Linked DNA regions of Homo sapiens: region 1 is linked to region 2. Evidence: read pairs that join two places in POLR2A ChIA-PET (ENCODE). Cell type or tissue: A673. All regions are shown on one strand.

Region 1 (8,000 bases), 500 kb before region 2:
AGGACATAATTGAGCTGCTGAGACATCTCTGGAACTGTTTACACCTGGACTAGTTTGCCATATTCGATAATAAATATCTTTTTTTTTTTTGAGACAGAGTCTTGCTCTGTTGCCCCAGGCTAGAGTGCAGTGACATGATCTTGGCTCACTGCAACCTCTACCTCCTGGGTTCAAGCGAGTCTCCTGCCTCAGCCTCCTGAGTAGCTGGGCTTACAAGTGTGTGCCACCATGCCCGGCTAATTTTTGTATTTTTATTAGAGATGGAGTTTCATCACGTTGGCCAGGCTGGTCTCGAACTCCTGACCTCATGATCAGCCTGCCTCTGCCTCCCAAAGTGCTGGGATTACAGGTGTAAGCCACTGAGCTGGTCGATAATAAATATCCTTACTGAACGAGGCACTTTTAGTTGAATTTCTGATTCCTGCCATCAAAAGTAAGTCTTGCAGGAATTTTTAGATAATATTAAGGATTTGGAATTTAATCCTAAGGATTAGGAGAGCTATTAAAGGATTTTGTGCATGGGGTGACACAAGATGTTTGCTTTTCAAAAGATCACTTTAGTTGCCATGTGGATAATAAACTGGAGAGAGGCAATGATGGATGCGGGTAGAGCAGTTAGGAACTACTGCCATTAAGTCACACAAGAGAATGCAGTGATTTAAAATAAGCGGTGGCTATGGAAATAGAAGAAAATGAGCATGGTGGCTCACGCCTGTAATCCCAGCACTTTGGGAGGCCAAGGCAGGCGGATCATGAGGTCAGGAGTTCACGACTAGCCTGGCCAACATGGTGAAACTCCGTCTCTACCAAAAATATAATAAAATTAGCCGGGTGTGGTGGCATGCGCCTGCAATCCCAGCTACTCAGGAGGCTGAGGCAGGAGAATCACTTGAACCCAGGAGGCAGAGGTTGCAGTGAGCTGAGATTGCGCCACTGCACACTTCCAGCCTGGGCGACAGAGAGAGACTTCATCTCAGAAAAAAAAGAACTACTGAGATACATATTGGAGGCAGGATTGTGATTATGCTTGATTCAATGTGAATGAGGAAGAGGAAGAAATCAAGGATGACTTCCAGGTGTCTAGACTGAGCTATAAAGTGGATCATAGTGCCATTTGCTAAAAGAGAGATCAACCACTGGAGGAGGCTGCTACTATAATGAGTTCATTATTGGAGACATTGGGCTGAGGGTGTTTATGTCAAATGGTCAGTCATGTAAGCTATTAGGCTATTGGACATTTGAATGGCCTGGGGTAGAGATAAAGATGTGAAAGTTTTTGGAACCGAAATAGTGACAGAACCTGTGTGATTTTTGAGAGAAAGAGAAAGAGAGAAAGAGAGAGAGAGGAGAAGGGAAAAGGTCCTAAGACAGAATCCTAGGATCTCCAGCCCAGAGCCAGTGGAGAAGGAGACTCTGGCAAGGGAGAAGAAACAATAGCCAGAAAGAAAGAGGGAAAGTCAGAGTGTTTCCAGAAGGAGGGGATGGTCAGCACTAACAAACATAGTTGAGGGGTCAAGCAAAAAAAATAGCTGAAAAGAATCTATTGGAATTAGTTACATGAACGTCACCAGTGACACTGATAATAAAGCAGTTTTTGGACAGATGGAGGTGGAGAGGTTGGTTCAGAACCCAGACTGGACTGAATAAGAAGTGAATAATTAAGAAATGATGACAAAATGTAGAGGATCAGATCAAGAGATTTGGCCTTGAAGCGGATATGGGGCAGGAGTTGAGGCATAAGTGGGATGAAAGGGAGGTTTTTGTTTTCCTTTTGAAGATGGGAATAACTACCTTTTCATCTTATTTCCCCCCCCCCACCGCCTGCCCCCCACCACCCATGCTCCAGCTCCATAGGTCTTTCCTTTCTTTGGTTCTGCCTCATTCACTGTTCCCAGTCCACGCTTTTTCCTAAATCTTTGAATGGCTCACTTCTTTTCATTATTCATGGCTCTGCTCAAATGTCACTTCATCCAAAAATTCTTCTCTGAGCTTATTCTTCTCCTCATTGCCATTTACTGTTTTATCTTCTTCATGGCTCTGATTATCTGAAATGATTTTGTTCATTTGTTTATGGATTGATTACATGTATCTTCCTTTTGTTTGTTGTTTGTTTTTGAGACAGAGTCTCGCTCTGTTACCCACGATGGAGTGTAGTGGCATGGTCTCGGCTCACTGCAACCTCCACCTCTTGGGTGCAAGTGGTTCTCCTGCCTCAGCCTCCCAAGTAGCTGGGACTACACGCATGTGCCACCACACCTGGCTAATTTTTGTATTTTTAGTACAAAAATTTTTACTAAAGAAATGTATTTCTAGTAGAGACGGGGTTTCACTATGTTGGCCAGGCTGGTCTTGAACTCCTGACCTTGTGATCCACCTGCCTCGGCCTCCCAAATTGCTGGGATTTCAGGCGTGAGCCACTGCACCCAGCCTGTTTTGGTTTTTTGAGACAGGGTCTCCCTCTGTTGCCCAGGCTGGAGTGCAGTGGCATGATCTCGGCTCACTGCAGCCTCCACCTTTCCGGTTCAAGCGATTCTTGTGCCTCAGCCTCCCAAGTAGCTCACACCCAGCTAAGTTTTGTATTTTTAGTAGAGACAGGGTTTCACCATGTTGGCCAGGCTGGTCTCAAACTCCTGACCTCAGGTGATCTGTCCTTCTTGCCTCCCAAAGTGCTGGGATTACAGGCGTGAGCCACTGCCCCGGCTTGGTTTGTTTTTTGAGACATGGTCTCACTCTGTCGCACAGGACGGAGTGCAGTAGTGTGATCTTGGCTCCCGTGCTCAAGTGATCCTCCCACCTCAGCCTCCCAAAGTGCTGAAATTACAGGCGTGAGCCACGGTACCCGGCCTATATCTCCTAATTAAAAGTAAAGCCTGGGTGAAGTTTATGGCCTGCTAAATACGTACATGTATTATATGCGTTATTATATCCCATGTGTTATATTATATATTATTGTATATGTGTATTATATACTATGTACTATTCTTACAACTGTATGTGAATCTATAATTATCTCAAAGTTTTGTTTTTGTTTTTTAAAGTAAGTTCTGTGAGAACTGGGATTTTGTTTGCTTGTTGACGATTGTGTCTTCATCACTAGAACCGAGTCTGGCGTGCAGTGGGCACTAAATAAGTCTTCGTAAAAAGTGTAAATTAACGCCCGGCTAATTTTTGTATTATTAGCAGCGACGGGGTTTCACCATGTTGGCCAGGCTGGTCTCGAACTCCTGCCCTCAAGCAGGAGTTTCAAGCCCGCCTCGGCCTCCCAAAGTGTTGGAATTACAGGCGTGGGCCACCGCGCCTGGCTGATCATGTTTAAAGGGCGGGGTGGGGAGCGTACAAACAACAGAGGAAATCCTGAGCCGCAGAGGAAACTGGAGATGGCAGGGTTTAGCACTAGAATCTCTGTAGGAGAGGTAAGATTGGAATCCTAATCTCCAGGACTCTTTCCACTACCCAGGCTATCTCTCCATTAATGGACTATTGATTGGATGACAGAGTAGCGATAGCACCGTCTTAGGAGACGCCCAATCATAGGTCATAGGTCATTTTTGCAGCTTATTGTGATGACAACAGTGGAGGATGGTCTTCCACTTCACCTTAAAAGCGGCTGTTCTCTGATTATCATTAAGCATGGCCACGCCCGCACTTAACTTCTGACAGTGGGGAAAGCAGCTGTGTGTGATAGCTTGGAAGGTTTACTGCTGCCTCAAGTCCTCTTCTCTGCAGTTGAGGTTTCAGGTTTCAATCCTCCCAATACCACAAGACAGAGCACGGGGCGGCTGCCGCCTCCGCCTCCGCGCCTTAACCTAGGCGGCTTGCCGAAGATCTCAGCCCCGCGGCCGCGCGCTCGCCCTGCCCTAGACCAGGGTTGGGCGCAGCGGCGGAGGTGGCTTCTGGGCTGCGCGAGCTGGGAGAGCTGGGAGGCGGCGATCGCAGCTGGGCCGGGACTTCCTTCCTCCACCGCACGGCAACAAAACAACCCTGCGGCAGGCACTGAGTGCTTCGCAGCTGTCTGGGCGAGAGGCACAGCGATGGGCTCCGTGCTGAGCACCGACAGCGGCAAATCGGCGCCCGCCTCTGCCACCGCGCGGGCCCTGGAGCGCAGGAGGGACCCGGAGTTGCCCGTCACGTCCTTCGACTGCGCCGTGTGCCTTGAGGTGTTACACCAGCCTGTCCGGACCCGCTGTGGCCACGTGTAAGTTCCAGGGGAGCTCGGTTTGCGCCCACCCCTAAGGAGGGCGATGTGGGGAAGCTGAGGGCATGGTGTGGGGAAGGAGGGGGACGGAAGACAGCCTCTTAGGAAATTGCTGCAGGGAGAAACCTGGACCCGTCGGATGCAGGACCACGGGGAAAACGCGGGTCGGAAGGTGACACAGGATTTCGGGAGGAGAAAAAATAAACAAGCGGGTCCTGTAGCCCCCTTGCGCTTTCAGCTCCCGAAGCCCAGGTGCGGAACTCCAGAGAAGGGGATCCAGGCACGGGTCCCGCCCAGAGCCAGGGCTCGCCAACTGGGGAGGGTGCTCTTGGCTGGAGAACCAGCGCTCGCCCAGGCACGGAAAGGAAACGAGCTCCAGCTACAAGGCAGGGGCTCCCGCAAAGCGCAGTTACCCCGCTGAACACGGTAGAACGGGCTGCGCTTCCCTCTGCCCCAGAAACCCGGGTCCGTTTTGTTTTGCTGGAGCTGTGCACGTGTTCCCAGAATGCCCACAGAGGCTCGTCTTAAGCAAACAAGGATCTGTGCAAAGTGTCTTTCCACCCCCACCCCTGCTACCCTTTCCCAACACAGACACCCAGCCCCTCAAAGGGCAAGTCAAACTGGAGCTTCCGAGTGACTTTCCACAGTTGTTAGAGTTTAACAACCTGCTAGGGTGGGGCTTGGACGTTAGCCGCCAAGCCCCTGAATGTACTCCTTCAAAACCCAGCCACAACGTAACAGGAGGTGGCAGGCTACCTGCTTTACGCACGGTCTCTCCAAACCGGCGGAAATTACAGAGTAAAATAACTTTCTCAAAACCGCATAGTACTTAGCTAAAACTCACAGTTGGTGCAAAGCCGTGGTCGTTTCTAAGAAGAATTTAAAAACAAAGTCCCTATATAAAATTGGCACATCCTTAATGTGTGTTTGAATAACTGGTGGAGTTGGAGCTGTGAATTTGTGCTCTCTGTTTACTGTGTGTGTGTGTGTGTGTGTGTGTGTGTGTTTGAGAGAGAGAGAGAGAGACGTAGTCTGGCTCTGTCGCCCAGGCTGGAGTGCGGTGGTGCTATCTCGGCTCACTGCAACCTCCGCCCACTGCAACCTCCGCCTCCCAGGCTCAAGTGAGTCTCCTGCCTCAGCCTCCCGAGTTGCTGGGATTACAGGCGCCCACCCCCACACCCGGCTAGTTTTTGAATTTTGAGTAGAGATGGGGTTTCACCATGTTGGCCAGGCTGGTCTTGAACTCCTGACCTCAATTGATCCACCCACCTCGGCCTCCCAAAGTGCTGGGATTAAAGGTGTGAGCCACTGCACCCAGCCTTCTCTCTTTGCTTTGATTTTTTTTCGTGGATACGTGTGTGTGTGTTGTGTCTGCACAGATCAGGAGCGGAAGCCTACTTAATGTCCTTTGAAGGGTGACTATAGTATGATGAAGCCATGTGTGATACCACAGTGGCTTGTACCAGCATTTGGCTTAGCAGGAAGAAAGAAATACCGTTATTATGAATGCAAGTGCACAACATGTTTTTGAGGACCACTTTTGAAAGGATTTAGGTAGTCCTTAAAAACATGTTGTGCACTTGCAGTCAAAAGTTTTGACGCCCGGCGTGGTGGCTCACACCTGTAATCCTAGCACTTTGGGAAGCCGAGGTGGATGGATCACCTGAGGTCAGGAGTTCGAGACCAGCCTGGCCGACATGGTGAAACCTCGTCTCTACTAAAAATACAAAAATTAGCCAGGTGTGGTGACCCGTGCCTGTAATCCCAGCTACCTGGGAGGCTGAGGCAGGAGAACTGCTTGAACCTGGGAGGCAGAGGTTGCAGTGAGCTGAGATGGCATCATTGCACTCTAGCCCGGGCAACAGAGCAAAACTCAGTCTCAAAAAAAAGAAAGAAAAAAAAGAAAGTTTTGAAAGGACTTAGGTAATCCTTAATACCTATAGCCTTGTATCTGAAAAGCAGTTTTCACTACTGCCCGTCTGTGAGCCAGGGACAAAAGTGTGCAGCCTGCACAATGTATAAATAAAGAGTGCTTTGGGCATTATTTCGTAGCTGTGTTTTCTTTTCTTTTGAGATGGAGTCTTGCTGTGTTGCCCAGGCTGGAGTGCAGTGGCACGATCTTGGCTCACTGCAAGCTCCGCCTCCCGGGTTCACGCCATTCTCCTGCCTCAGCCTCCCGAGTAGCTGGGACTACAGGTGCCGCCACCACGCCCGGCTAATTTTTTTGTATATTTAGTAGAGACGGGGTTTCACCGTGTTAGCCAGGATGGTCTTGATCTCCTGACCTCGTGATCTGCCCGCCTCGGCCTCCCAAAGTGCTGGGATTACAGGCGTGAGCCATGGAGCCCGGCCGTAGCTGTATTTTCAAGGCCTGTTGTTTCAGCTTTGTTCTTAAAACTCGAGGCTTAAATTTACCCTCCTTTCTATTACTGATGTTGTTGCTCAGCTGTCCAGATGTAGCTTATTAACATAATATCCACAGGCCAGTCTGGAAGCCAAGATGGGCTGTGTGAGTCATAAAATATATTGATTATTTTAGGGCAATAACAGCCTAAAGATATCTCCATTTAAATTGAGTCATTATTAGCATTAAAACTTTAAAGTTGTGCAAAACATAAACAGTGGGCGTTTTGAAGATTCTTTTTGGAACAGACCGCTTTGCTATTCAATGATCTGACTGGAGATTGTTTTCTCGGTTTGGACTTTGAATATTATAATTTACCATTTACAATATTTTTCCTTCTACTAAAGGATAATATAAATTTGCAAAATGTTAAATTTTTTGTTTAATCTTTTTCTTTGTTAAAGTGAATAGGAAACTAGCAACTGGAAAAATAGTCATAAAATAGCATTACAAGGGCTGAACAAATTGCCTTTCCTCTCTTTACTGTTCTTTGTTTTGACAAATCTATGTCCATTGTTCTGGCTGTGGGCAGAATTTCCATATTCCTCCTTTTGGCAAACTTACTTGGTCCCCTTCCACTTTATAAATGTTAACCAGAGTCCTTTCTGCAGTAGAGATTGTGAGCGTTAATACCATTTGTACATTCTAAATGAATTACTCTTTTCCATTGAAATTAAGTTGGAAAACGAATAAATGCAAATGAACCTTCTGTATTTTATTATCCCATATTGAAGCTACATTTTCAGACATGTTGAACTAGGTGGTTTATGCTGATTTTTGTTTGTAAACCTATTTCAAGTCAAACAAGTTTAATAATAACAACAGTACCTTGAATGAATATGTAAGAGCACTTTATAAGTTGTATTGTGATGCAGTAGTAACTGGCCCTTACAGAGAGCTGGATTTGAAATTCACCTCTGCCACTAGCCAGATGTGTGACCACTTTAGGGAAATTTGAATTTGATTTTTTTCCCCTAAAGTTTTGATCATTTGAGTCTATGAAACAAACTGCTAATAGATTAACAAGGGGGGAAAAGCTTACAAATGTATTAATGAGCATATGGGCATGGGAGTCATACAAAATATGAAAACTGAGAGAAAGGGCCAGATGCTTGATGCTTTTATACCATCTTGAGGTTACAGCAGAGTAGGGGCTTGGAACATGGTTATGGGAGGGAGAAAGAAAGAAGGGGCTGGGGCAAAGATGGTCTAGTTATGCAGATGAAACTTCATAGATAGCAGCTCCTAGAAAGAATAGGCATGAGCCTGTGTTAAGTTGCTCTGTCAGACCTTCGTAGGTGTCAGACTTTCAGTTAATAATTTCCTAGGTACAGATAAGGGGGTGCCTCCAAGAAAGCCTGGTTGTTTATTTCACCAGTGTAGATTTTCTCTACAGATGCA
Region 2 (8,000 bases):
ATAATTAACAAATTTAGGTTTGTATAACTCTATAGCCTAAATCAGAAAAAGCATGTTCATCTGTTTTTAAATACACACACATTAAACCATTAAATGATGACTTTGTATTTAACAGGACAACTGATTTCTAGTTCTTGACAAGATAACTTACTTTTTACTAGAATCATACTAACATCTTCTTTAAGGAAGAGTAGTAGTAATTTAAGAAAGCCTGTGTTTAGTAACAAATTTAGAAAATCTAAGACATTTTGAGTTCACAGAAAAGAAAATAAAGATTATTTAGAAAAGAAACTTGTAGACTTTATGATACTAAGAAAGAATGCATTAATAAAATGTAATTAATTATTTCACAATTAACTTCCTTAAGCCTGTTTTTCATCTGTAAATGAGGAGAATAATGATAATAGCTACCTAAAGCATTATTAGGAGGATTAAATGAGATAATATTGAGCATTGTAAAGCACTTATCACAGTGGCTGGTCCATAGTAAATCTTCATTTAAAAGTTGGTAATTATTCTAATTGGCAATTAAAAATCCCATTGTTTAGAATGGAGATACATTAATCAATCCTGAGATTTTAATATTTGAGTCATAGACTATTTTTTGCTACTACAAGGTGTCACTCTTTAAATTTTCTCTCTGAAAATGATGACTATTTTATAAAGCCAAAATCCACAACAATGCATGGAGCACCGGGTAAGGCAGTGAACTAAATGTTAATCTGGAGACAAATAAATGTAAGATACAATCCCTGCAATCAAAGTTTACAACCAGATCGGACAAAGAAGACGTAAGAAAGTAACTGTTTGGTTTTTCTGCAATGCATTAGTTACTTACATGGTACTGATACTCAGAGAATAGTTTTTACCCTTTCCCCAAGTAAAAATTAACCCTCTCTTAAGCTCTTTATCAAGGTTAGCTTAAGTGGTATTATTGTATATAAACATATCACATACTGCAGAAGCTCCCAAATCTTAATGAGTTAGCAAGGACTTAATGTTAAGAAAAAAGATAGTTAGAAGATACTGTCTGTCATTACAACATATTAAATGCCAAAGACAAAAAGACGTAAAAAGCCTCAAGCAAAAAAAGATTTCATAGGCATTCTGATATCTTTCACCTGTATTATTGCAAAATTCTGAGTTAGTCTTACCACTTTTAATCTCTTCTGATTCCAGTTCATCTTACACATATCTGCTTAAAATAGGTAGTTTTCTCTTTTGCAAGAATATGAAGCAATTTTCTGGTCAGGATCATATCAGACTTAAGGGCTTTAGGCTTACAATCATGACATCTTATTAAACGGTAAACCACTCTTCTATCTTGTCCTACACTTGAACAAATCTAGGCTCAATGCCATGGCCTACTAAATTTAAAAAATCCATGAAAAAAGCAAAACGAGGCCAGGCATGGTGGCTCATGCCTGTAATCTCAGCACTTTGGGAGGCTGAGGCAGGCGGATCATGAAGTCAGGAGTTCGAGACCATCCTGGCCAACATGGTGAAACCTCATCTCTACTAAAAATACAAAAATTGGCGGGGCGTGGTTGCGGGCACCTGTAACCCCAGCTACTCAGGAGGCTGAGGCAAGAGAATCGCTTGAACCAGGGAGGCAGAGTTTGCAGTGAGCTGAGATCGTGCCACTGTACTCCAGCTTGGGTGACAGAGCGAAACTCCATCTCAGCACATTGGGAGGCTGAGGTGGGCAGATTGCTTGAGCAAGAGTTCAAGGCCAGCCTGGGCAACATGGCAAAACCCCATCTCTACAAAAAAATACAAAAATTAGCCGGGTATGGTGATGTGTGCCTCTGCTCCCAGCTGTTCCAGAGCCTGAGGCAGAAAGATTGCTTGAGCCCAGGAGCTTGAGGCTGCAATGAGCTGAGATGGTGCCATTTTACTCCCACCTGTGTCACAAAGTGAGATCCTGTCTACAGAAAAAAAAAAAAGTATATTCTTTACATATACAGGATGAACTGATAGATTTTTATTTTATACTTTGGGAATAATCCTCTACTATTTTATTTATTTTGTTGCTCAAATGGTTCCAGCTTTGGCCACTGGGAGCCCTTTCAGCTGGCTCCTGTTCCCCTTTCATGTATCCCCATCACTGTGGTTTTCTTTTTCAGCACTTCCTTCTTTTTTGGAGATGCAAGACATTCCAGAGTCATCTTGTAGATTTCCTGCCCCAATCTTAGAATCAGCCATTACTCGAAGTAGCCTTGGCCTCTTTTATAAGAGAATGGTATTAGAAACCAAGACTTGGGTGCTAGGTGTGCTTGTTACTACTGGAGTGTCATTGCATTTATGCCCTCTCAGCTGATAGAGAAAGAAAATATATGTATGAGTATATAAATATGTATAAATGCAAACCTATGTATATGCATTAGCTTGCTAGGGTTGCTGTAACAACCTATTGTAAAAACACAATAGATTGGGTGGCTTAAACAACAGAAATTTCTCACAATTCTGGAGACTGGAAGTCTGAGATCAAGGTGTTAGCAAGATTGATTTCTTCTGGGGGCTTTCTCCTTGGCTTGCAGATGTTCACCTTCTCTGTGTCCTTGCATGGTTTTTCCTGTGTGTGTGTCTGTCCTAATCTCTTCTTCTTACAAAGACACCAGCCATGCTGGATTAGTTCCCACCCACATAACCTCATTTTACCTTAATTACCCCCTTAAAGGCCTTATCTCCACATACAGCCACATTCTGAGGTACTGGGGATTAGGACTTCAACATATGAATTTATGTGGTTGGGGGAGACAAAATTCAGCTCATAACAGTACACATGTCTATAAATATTTCTAAATGTAACCATTTATCTATATTAAGCTAAACAGGAGTTCATATTGAGGTCTCCGTCTTAAAATTATTTTAAAAATCCTTTTTAGCCAGGCACTGTGGCTTAAAAATTATTTTAAAAATCCTTTTTAGCCAGGCACCTGTAATCCTAGCACTTTTGGAGGCAGAGGTGGGCGGATCACTTGAGGTCAGGAGTTCGAGACCAGCCTGGCTAACATGGTGAAATCCCATCTCCACTAAAAATACAAAAATTAGCTGGGCATGGTGGCAGGTGCCTGTAATCCCAGCTACTTGGGAGGCTGAGGCAGGAGAGTTGCTTGAACCTGGTGGAGGTTGCAGCAAGCTGATATTGCGCCACTGCACTCCAGCTTGGGCAACAGAGTGAGAGTCCATCTCAAAAAACAAAAACCAAAAACCTTTTATGTCTTAAAATAATTATAGATTCACAGGAAGTTCCAGAAATAGTACAGAGAAGTTCAGTGTACCTTCACCTACTTTCTCCTGATGGTTACATTTTATAGGAAATTGACATTGGTAAAATGTGTGTGTATAGCTCTGTGACATTTCAACACGTGTTGATTCATGTGACCACCAGAAAAAGATGCAGAACTATTCCATCAATACCAAGATCTTCTTCCTGCCACCCCCTTATAGTCACATTCATCTCCCTACCCCCTCCCTTGTCATGATCCCTAAACAGTAATTCTCAACTACTAATCTCTTTTCCATGTTTAGAATCTTGTTTTGAGAACATTATATGAATGGAATCATACAGTATGTGACCTTTTAAGAGTGAATTTTTTCACTCAGAGATCCATACAAATGTCATGTTTCAACAGTTTGTCTTTCTGTATACAACCACCTCCCCCCTACAAAAAAAAAAAACACCACAGTTTAGAATTTTTTTTTTTTGAGGCAGGGTCTCACTGTGTCACGCAGGATCATAGCCCACAGCAGGTTTGCACTCCTGGGCTCAAGTGATCCTCTTGCCTCAGCTTCCAGAGTAGCTGGGACTATAGGCACACACCTAATTTTAAAAATTATTTTGTAGAGATGGGGTCTTGCTATGTTGCCCAGGCTGGTCTTGAACTCCTGGGCTCAAGTGATCCTCCTGATTTGGCCTCTCAAGGTGCTGGAATTACAGCCCTGAGACACCATGCCTGGCCAGTTTAGAAAATTTTGAGGAGGCAAGAGAGGTTCCATCTTCTATACATGTGTTGTTATTCTACCCCTGAAAATGAAATAGTAGATCTTTAATCTACTATTTCCATGAAAAAATGGCTTCTTTCTAGTATATGAGCATGTGGCAGGAGGTAGCTGAGTAGGGACCCATTCGAAGTTCTATCCTATTAATTCTTCTTCCAATAGAGGGTGACATTTGGGTAAATGATAAAACATATCAGTTCTCTCCCAAAACCTCTACCCAAATAAGTCTACTTCTGATACTTTTCAGATACTGTTTCAAATAGAATCATGAAGCCTATATCTGAAAATTAAGAATGAAAGTTGTCTTATAGCTCAAATAATTTCCCTCTTAAACTACATTTTATAAATGTGTTTCAGAAAAACAAGGCTATTATTGTTTTATTGTCACATCTTCATTTTATCATCCATTTATCACTATTTATTGTGTTCCCATATCACTGTTGTAAGCACTGTTGATAGTTGTAAAGAACTGCAAAAATATAGTTCCTGCCATTGAAGCTCTATAGTATAAGAAGATACACAGAACAACCAGAAATAACACAAATGATGAAAACTAGTGATTTCAAATTGTTTGGTCTCAGAAACTCTTTGCACTCTTAAAATTATTAAAGACCCCCAAAAGCTTTTGTTTATATGGGTTATATCTATTTATACATATATAAAAATATATATATACTATATATATAGTATAAAAAGTGAAATTAGAAATTTTAGTATACAAGCATATATTCCGTTAGTAATGATGTCCATATGTATCATGTAGACTTGGGAAAGAATGAGGGTGAAAAGGCCAGTTGTATCTTCAAATTATTATGAAAATTGTTTTGACTTCACAGATTCCCTTAAAAAGTTATTGAGACACATGCATCCTCAGACCACACTCTGAGAATCTCTGGTGTAAGAATGCAAGTGTATTCATCATCAAACATAGATTTTAAAGAGCTCTAGGAGAGAATGACATGAATTTCATATGAAGTAAAAATACAAAGATCTTAGGAGGCAGAGGCAGAAATCAGAAATGTGCAAAGCATATGCCATTTAAAGAAATGCTAGCAAGCATTTCTGCTAGCATTTCTTCAAATGAAATGAAATTTCTGATTATGATATGCCAATCACTCTATAGATTCACTATTATGTAATATAGCTTTACTTCATGGCTTATATTTGAAATAATTATGTCATACTTCTCAAAATTTATCCCAGAGAAATAAAAGTTTATGTCTTCACAAAAACCTGGATATTAACATTCATAGCAGCTTTATTTGTAATTTTTCAAAACTGGAAATGACAAAGTGTGTCATAAATGGTTAACTGTGGATCACCCACGTCATGGAATATTACATAGAAATAACAAAGGAACAACTAGTGAGTTAATGGTAATAAAGAGGGAATAATTTATCCATTAAAAATGAAACATATTAATTTAGCTCTTATTTTGCACTGCATGCTGTACTAAGTTTGTGGAACATAAAGACAAAAACCGTGGTTTTTACCACAAATAGATTCATAGTTTTATCCTGGTTTAGTTTTTAAATTTCAAAATGAAGCCTTAAGTCCCTGCAACTCCTTGGTTCTACCCTCAAAGCAAAATGTTTTTCCTGGGAAATTTGCTCTTTTTCTAATTTAACTAAAAAGTGGTCACTAGTCCTCTAATCCTCCAAAATAATTTAATTTGTAAATAACAAAATGGCTGAACAATTCTGAATAAGAACATTTAGATGACCCTATCCTAGTTGCTGAGATCACATTTATACCAACCAAAGATAGTGATAAGACACTTTGGGGTCTTGGCCTATTTGAAATCATAACAAAGACCATTTTCCATTATTTATAAGGATATATTTTTTCTTTATAAAGTGAAGATAAAAATATATTTATATATGATTTTTAAAATGCTGTATCTCCAATCTTATAACTAGGGGCCCAAGTGGAAAAACTAGTTTGACAATGTTCATTTGACCTTTAAGATATAGAATTTCTCATCTTTATTGTACAAGTTAGTTCATTTCTTTGCAAGCCATGTATGGCCCATCTCCTTTCTCCTGTTACAGTTCTTGCTTTTTAATTAGGCTGTGCATGCTAATGCATAGCTGATTGTAGGGGAACATTTTAAGTTTTATTTTAACTGCAATAAAAATAGTCTTGCACTAAATATTTGCAAAGGTCAAAATTTTTACACTTGAAAAGCACTCCTACAGAGAATAAAAGAATATAATTGAATAGCTTTTCATATACCTAGCACATGGTAGATACTCAGTAAATATGTGTCGAGTGAATGAAACATTGACCGTATGTTGACGTTCTCTTACGATATGTTTAGTTAATTCAGTTAAACATTTATTGTGTGTATTCTTTGTACCAGGCATAGTGCAGAGGATTAAAAAGTTAATAGGATGAGTTTGCCTTAAAATACTTCAGAGTCCAGAGGAGAAGACCTACTATTTCTAAATATTAGGTTGGTGCAAAAGTAATTGCAAAAACTGTAATTACTTTTGCACCAACCTAATGGATATTTTCAATATAATGTGATGGTAACAACAATAGTGACATATATACTTTGTGAACAAAAATTTGGGGGTTGCTTATCCAGACTCAGGGGATCAGGGATGGCTTCAAAATACCTACCTGAACAACAAAGGAATTAATGTCAGTTGATGAAGAAAAGGGGAAGACCAGTGTGGGCACAGAGAGTGCAAGAGTAAAGACACAGAAAAGGAAGCTGTAGAAGAAGCATCAGCAAAAATGGAGGACTGGGAAGGGAAAACCTGGAGGTGGAAAGGCCAGTGAGCAACTTGAACATCCATTTTGTTGGTCTGGAATGGACATGTAGGGGAATGGCAAGAAAGGGGCAGACAGGTCTAAACTTCTCTACTCTTCTTCCTTGAGAGGGACTTCAACACCTGTAGATGACCTTAGGGTTGGCTATTAAATCCATTGGGGTCATTGAAGAAGGAACAATATTCAAAGGAAATGTTAAGGATACACGTGAACCCCTGGGGGCATAGGCCCTTTCTCTCATCTGTGTTTATCTACCCCCATGTAGAAGCCATACTAAGATCAAAATCAAAGATCCAACTGAGACCCACTTTTCTGATGGTAGATCGTCTTCTCTGGGTTGCTTTCCTTTTGGTTTGTCTTCCTCTTGTCTTTCTTGGTGGCTGCTTTCTGCTGTTTTCTGCTATCAGTCTTGATAATTGTCTTATTGGGTACAGCAAGAAACACTTGGGCAGAAACACCTCCCCCAAACAGAGCAATCTGGTGGAGTCTAGGGGAAAGTGGGTGGAATAAACTGTTTCAACTTTTAATCTAGGCCTAAATGTAGATACAAGAACTGATTTTCCAATATAGGTCAGCCAAGATCACTACGTAAGAGAATCCGTGGATATTTGGGACCTAGCTACTGGTGATATATGTGTAACAGGGCCTGGATCCTCATGCCCCACTCCTCCCAACACTCTTGAAAAAAAAAAAAAAGCAAATTTTCCCTCCTTTTCCCCTAGGAGTGTTGGTTAACCTGGATAGGTCCATGTTCATTAGAAGAGCCAGAAAGAAGGCAGACGAAGTCATGTAGTTTTCATGGTGACAAGGTCTAAGCAATGGTTGTGTGATTATGTGGCTGGAGTGAAGAGGAAGTAAAGGTCATTGGATCTGAGGAGGTAAAAAAAAATGAACCAAAAAAAACTATATCCAGTTAGGATGTTAAATGGGTTTCTCGTGTATAGTTACTGGAGTGGAGATGAAATCTGGTTTCCAATCACTACAGTCCTCATTAGATTTGTTAGAATCATCTGGGGAGAGTGCCAGGAAGGTTTAGGGAGGTAGGAAAATGGAACGTTTCAGCCTATTCCAGGCTGGATACTTTTTAAAAAACTGTAGGTGGTGGTCCTGTGCATTTGTAGGATATTTTTGCAGCATTCCTGGCCTCTACACATAGATGCCAGTAGCATCTTCCCCTCACCCTCATTTGTGACAACTACCCTCATTTGTGACAAGTA

Evidence for each region. Peaks named below come from ENCODE experiments on the same cell type or tissue, not always from the same donor. Only the 100,000 strongest peaks of a DNase experiment are listed, where the experiment ranks them.
Region 1: POLR2A ChIA-PET joins it to region 2 with 20 read pairs; 2 of 35 experiments call an interaction of 5 or more read pairs at or near these places.

Annotation. Positions count from the first base shown.
Region 1 is chr18:32,014,833-32,022,832 of GRCh38, forward strand. It overlaps RNF125 (ring finger protein 125), which reads left to right and starts at 3,993. Exons shown (of 6, transcript NM_017831.4): 1 at 3,993-4,195. The coding sequence starts at 4,032. RefSeq lists enhancers at 3,315-4,187, 3,594-3,888, 4,188-5,060, 4,705-4,754 and a silencer at 3,594-3,888. In A673, no CTCF peak of the experiment used is centred here; a DNase peak (open chromatin) is centred at 3,859; H3K4me3 peaks cover 1,744 bases; H3K27me3 peaks cover 375 bases.
Region 2 is chr18:32,519,711-32,527,710 of GRCh38, forward strand. No RefSeq gene overlaps it. Among named protein-coding and RNA genes, the nearest start is that of GAREM1, 53 kb to the left of the region's middle. In A673, no CTCF peak of the experiment used is centred here; no DNase peak of the experiment used is centred here.